Linked DNA regions of Homo sapiens: region 1 is linked to region 2. A link is a loop called in an ENCODE intact Hi-C map of the cell type or tissue named here. Cell type or tissue: GM12878. All regions are shown on one strand. Links, peaks and the distances in the headings refer to the core of each region. The heading gives the core; the rest is flanking DNA.

Evidence for each region. Peaks named below come from ENCODE experiments on the same cell type or tissue, not always from the same donor. Only the 100,000 strongest peaks of a DNase experiment are listed, where the experiment ranks them.
Region 1: a loop joins it to region 2, with 4 times the contacts of the local background. A loop is called at or near these places in 14 of 110 quality-filtered maps.

The regions. Positions count from the first base shown.
Region 1 is chr10:95,245,118-95,248,040 of GRCh38, forward strand. It overlaps PDLIM1 (PDZ and LIM domain 1), which reads right to left. Exons shown (of 7, transcript NM_020992.4): 5 at 2,098-2,249. Among named protein-coding and RNA genes, the nearest start is that of PDLIM1, 44 kb to the right of the region's middle. RefSeq lists an enhancer at 296-355. In GM12878, for the core only: a CTCF peak has its summit at 1,596 (motif pointing right); DNase peaks (open chromatin) are centred at 484 and 1,656; H3K4me3 peaks cover 703 bases; H3K27ac peaks cover 1,576 bases.
Region 2 is chr10:94,628,543-94,631,465 of GRCh38, forward strand. No RefSeq gene overlaps it. Among named protein-coding and RNA genes, the nearest start is that of CYP2C18, 54 kb to the right of the region's middle. In GM12878, for the core only: a CTCF peak has its summit at 1,663 (motif pointing right); no DNase peak of the experiment used is centred there.

The DNA.
Region 1 (2,923 bases), core at 324-2,823, 620 kb after region 2:
CTAAGGGCTAAAATTTTTTTTAAAAAGAATCCTAATTCCCAGACTCTCGTTTAACTAGGTGTAGCCAGGTGACTAAATCATGGTCAATAAAATGGAAGAGTAGTGTGGGACTTCTGGGAAGGAGAAAGCTGGCTCATCTGAAATTGGAACTCCCCGGTTAGCATTATCTCCCTTCTTCCTCCCTGTCACCTGGGGGTAAGCATGATGGTTGGAACACCAGCTGCTAACCAGGACCACGAAGTAACCTTGGGAATAGAAGCCACAAATTTGGGTGCTGGAGTGCCGGATAGGAGTCCAGATCTTGAAGAGCATGGAGCTTCCAAATCCATGCTCAGGTCCTTCTCTGTGAGCTGAGATGAGCTCTGCAGCATGTCTAGTTGGGCACGGATGAACTTGACCTTGCCTCTCATTGAAGGGTTTCACATCCACGTAAGAGTGAAATAAGTTGTGGTTTCTCACATGTTTTTACAAAGCTATCATCCTCAAGGGTTGGCCCCCAAGTTGTTTGTCAGGCAAAGCTAATACTGGAACTTGATACGAAGTATGGCTCATTACTTCCCAGCTGCTCAGCTACTCCAAGCAAAAGAGGAAAGCAGTGGTAGAACAGTATCATTTTAGCATAAAAGAAGCACATGCAAACACATGGCCCATGGTTTCCTAATTTCCTATGGTTGTAAACTGCCACTCTCTCTAAAGAAATCACACAAATGGGGAGGAAGCCCAGGTGTCGGGTGTGTTCAGAAGAGAACTTTCTTATCAGAAAGGGCTCCCCAGGAAGCTGAATCTTCGGCTGCGGACTTTGAGGAGGGAGGTTCATCTTCCAGAGGGCACAAGCCTCTCAGCCAACATGCCAATCCCTTTGCAGCCTGGCTGAGGCAGGTCTCACACTCACCATCACAAGGTGTCCCCTCACTGGAGCATCCACTGTCTCTTTGCAGATGGGTCCATGAGAGAGATAGAGGGCATAGAAAACAAGACCCCACTGAAGTGCCCAAGCCTCAAGAAAGGAAGAGAGAGTGTGGAGGACTGGGCATCACAGGGACCAGGAAAGGGTACAAAACCCAGCTCTCTGGAAAAGACTGCCCATGAGCATCACAGGAGGTGCTGATGAGGAACTACCAGGGAAGAAGCGGGTGTGAGGGCTGCTGATCATCTTTGTGAGGGGAATAAAGCATCCCTTCTTCAATACATCCACCTGTCACAATTTCTCGACGTATAGCATTGTTATTAAGTGAAGATACTTTTACCACTGTCCACTTAAACATGATCATAATAAATGTACGTTACATAATGTCTTCAGTGAGAAGCATGTCTCCTGAGACCTGCAGAACCCTACGGGGTGACCCTGGGTGCCTCAACATCAAAGCTCACCCCAAGGACAAGAAAGCCTCTTCATGACATTTCAAACACCACAATAACTATGAAGCGAGTACTCAGTTACGATGATGGATGTTTTACACAACTTATGCCATTTCATGACCATGATAATCTTAGAGGAAAGGAGTTTTATCCCTGATGGACAGATGAGAAAACAGACCTGGGAAGGTTGAGATTTGCCAAAGGTCACAGAATAAGAACATGGCCACAAGGGGGAGCTCTTGGGCCCTCAAGAGGCCACCCACCTTAGAGCAAATGCAAACACATGCCCCCAAGCAAAGCCAGCCCCTGGCTTCACCGAGCACTAATTCATTCTCATTCTGCTGCTCATTGCCCATGGCCTTCATCACTGAAGTTCCTCAGCCACTACCAAGGTATTGTTTCTGGGCTCAAAGCAAATAAATGGCCAAGGGACAGACCAACAGGCTCCCACAGCAGTCAGGCTCACCCCAACCTTAGCATCCTCTTGCACATGTGACAGGACACAGTTGGCCAGGCCTGGAGTTTCTTAAATACAGACCCAGATGGGAAAATGTGGTCAGCACTCTCTTCCTCTCTCTCTCTCTCTCTCCCTCTATCTCTTTTTAAAGAATTTCAGCATTTTAAAAGCCCATGCCCTCCAAAGCAGGCTCCAGAGTGTGTTCACCTGTGCTTCCACAATGACTGACTCTCACATCTGACCTTGAACAAGAGCCTCTGACTGCAGATGGAGCTGATTACCTTTTTCTTCAGACTCCAGGATTTCCTGCAAAACCAAGAAAGACGTGGACTGTTTCGGGGGCTCATTCAACTCCTGTTTCTCCTGAAGCATCTTGTAAACTTCAGATTCTTTGTCGATGACAAGGCTGCTTGGAGGCTGAGCATGGTCTAAGCTGTAAAGAATGTTTGAAAAATTGATTAGGACATGACAGAAGTTAAAAATAACTTCACCAGGAACCTCCTCCAGGCAGACACTGCTGATTTGAAGGATGGATAGAAATGATCTCAAAGCCCTCTCCTAAATCAGCCACAGACCTGCTGCCAGCACAGTGAAACTGAGATGTCTTTGTAGTCAGAGCTGGCTGCTGCTTCAATGCAATCAGAGGCTCTTCTTCTAAATAGCTTCAGTAGCTCAATTACTTTTTGGCCTAATCCAGTGGAATGAGAATGCTCTATCTCTTTATAAATTCCATCAGCAGCATTATGTCCAGAGAAAATTTAGAGAAAAAAAAATGTCAACCACAAGCCAACCATGAAGAACTCAGCCGGGTCCCCCTTGTATGGGCCACAAACATTGCTTGCACAAGCAGGAATCATAGTGTTATTCATTCCCGACGATCTCACAGTGCTTTCCCTGTCTATAAATACTTCCTGATTCTCAAGGCCAGGCACTTGGGTCTCCTCACCTATAACACAGAGGTAACAGTACTTTCCTTGCCTGGTTCACAGTTTGGTGGTAAGGATGGGACACGCAAGTGCTTTGTGAACTGTTGATGTTCAGGCCCAGGGACTGGGCAAGCCAGGCCTTGTCTTCCCCACCTTCCTCCTGTCATGCTGGGTGACCCAG
Region 2 (2,923 bases), core at 123-2,622:
CTGAACAATGAAGGTAAAAATTTTGTTAGTGACTTCAGTCTCTCTCTGCAGCCAGTATAAAAATTTAACTCCAAACATTGAATTATAATGTTTCATTTGGGAACAACCCTTATTTTGGAATTAGCTAACTCAAATGATTTCCTGTTACTGATAGTAGTGGTTCAATTATATACAAACATTTTATTTATTCATTATAACCGTCTCATTTATTTATTTATTTTCTTCAACTTTTAAGTTCCAGGATACATGTACAGGATGTGCAGGTTTGTTACATAGGTAAATGTGTGCTATGGTGATTTGCTACACAGAGCAATCCATCACCTAGGTATTAAGCCCAGCATCCATTAGCTATTCTTCCTAATGCTCCCCTTGCCCCCAACAGGCCCCAGTGTGTGTTGTTATCCCCGTGTGTCTATGTGTTCTCATTGTTCAGCTCCCACTTATAAGTGAGAACATGAGGTGTTTGGTTTTCTGTTCCTGTGTTATTCTGCTGAAGATAACAGCTTCCAGCTTCATCCATGTTCCTGCAGAGGACATGACCTCATTTCTTTCTATGGCTGCATAGTATTCCATGATGTATAGGTACCACATTTTCTTTATCCGATCTATCATTGATGGGCATTTGGGTTGATTCCATGTCTTTGCTATTGTGAAATGTGCTGCAATGAGCATACATGCGTGTGTATCTTTATAGTAGAATGATTTATATTCCTCTGGGTATATACCCAGTAATGGGATTGCTGGGTCAAATATTATTTCTGCTTCTAGATCTTTGAGGAATCACCAGACTGTCTTCCACAATGGTTGAACTAATTTACACTCCCACCAACAGTGTAAAAGTGTTCTTTTTTCTCTGCAACCTCACCAGCATCTGTTGTTTTTTGACTTTTTAGTAACTGCCATTCTGACTGGTGTGAGGTGCTATCTCATTGTGGTTTTGATATGCATTTCTCTAATGATCGGTGATGCTGAGCTTTTTTTCATATGTTTGTTGGCCACATGAATGTCTTCTTTTGAGAAGTGTCTGTTCATGTCCTTTGCCCACTTTTTAATGGGGTTGTTTATTTTTTTCTTGTAAATTTGTTTAAATCTTTTGTAGACTCTGGATATTAGACTTATGTTAGATGGATAGATAGCAAAATTTTCTCCCATTCTGTAGGTTGTCTGTTCACTCTGATGATAGTTTCTTTTGCTGTGCAGAAGCTCCTTAATTTAGTTAGGTCCCATTTGTCAGTTTTTGTCTTTGTTGAAATTGCTTTTGGTATTTTCTTCATAAAGTATTTGCCTGTGCCAATGACCTAGATTTTCTTCTAGAATTTTTATAGTTTTGGGTTTTACATTTAAATCTTTAAGTGATCTTCAGTTAATTTTTGTGTAAAGTGTAAGAAAGGGGTCCAGTTTCAATTTTCTGCATATGATTAGCCAGTTGTCCCAGTACCATTTATTAGTGAATCCTGTCTCCATTGCTTGTTTTTGTCAGGTTCGTCGAAGATCAGATCATAACTATCTCATTTAATAGGCAACACTTTTCTTTCCCTCAAGTAAGTTGACATGAAATCATAGGAGGTCCTCTACTTGCAAGCTGGAGAACAATCTCAAAATTTAGTAATACTGTATCCTGAAAACAGTTATATGTGGCAATATACTAAATTACCACGAGGTGGCATAATTTCCTCATTAAAACTGACTTTCAGGGTTCTAAATTGGATTTCCTCTAGTCTTTTGACTTTACAGGGCAAGATTTCAATTTTATTTATTTTGTTACTCCTGTGGAAAAGAGAAAGAACAACAATTTACTAACTTCTGTACCTGTAACAGCAAGGGAAAATATTAAATTCTTCTATTACATATACATTTTAAATTTTATATATTTAAGGTGTACAACATAATGTTTTCATATACATGTTCATAGTGAAATGATTTCCGCCAAGCAAATTAACAGATTCATCTCACATGGTTACTTTTTTTTTGGACAAGGTCTAGCTCTGTCTCAGGCTGGAGTGCAGTGGCCTGATCATGGTTCATGGCAACTTCTTATCTCCTGGGCTCAAGTGATCCTCCCACCTCAGCCTACCAAGTAGTTAGAACTACAAGCATGTCTATGCTTGCTATTTTTTTAAAATTTATTTTTTGTACAGATGAGGGTCTCACTAGGTTGCCAGGCTGGTCTCGAACTCATGGACTCAAGCAATCCTCCTGCCTCAGCCTCCCAAAGTACTGGAATTAGAGGAGTGAACCACTACACCTAGCCAGTTACATTTGTTTGTATGTGGTAAAGTACCTAAAAGCTACTCTTTTTGCTAATTTCTGGTATACAATACAATATGTATTATTAACTGTATTCCTCATGCTGTGCTTTATATCTCTAGGGCTATTTATCTTACATAACTGAAATTCTGTACTTTTTGACCTCCATTTCTCCATCTCCCTCTCGCTCACCTTTGGCAGCCACCTTTCTACTATTTCTATGTATTCGAGTTTTTTTTTTTTAAGTTTCCATGTATAAGTGAAATCGTGCAGTATTTTCTATCTGTGTCTGATTTATTTCATTCACTATTCACTTAGCATAATGTCCTCTAGGTTTATCCATGTTGTGGCAAATGGCAGGATTTCCTTCTTTTTAAATAATTTGTTTTTATTATGTATTATTTTTAATTGTATTATTTTAGTATATTTTTATTTACAAATATATATTATGTTGATATTATAAACATAATATATAGTAAATATATATTTATGATATATATAATAGAATAATGTATATAAGAAAATATATAATATATAAATATATTTATTCATACATAAATATTTATATTTAGTATATTAGTATTATTATTTTTTATGAATTTCCTTCTTTGTTAAGGTTGAATAATATACATCCATATTGTGGCTATTGTGATTAATGCTGTGATGAGCATGGGTG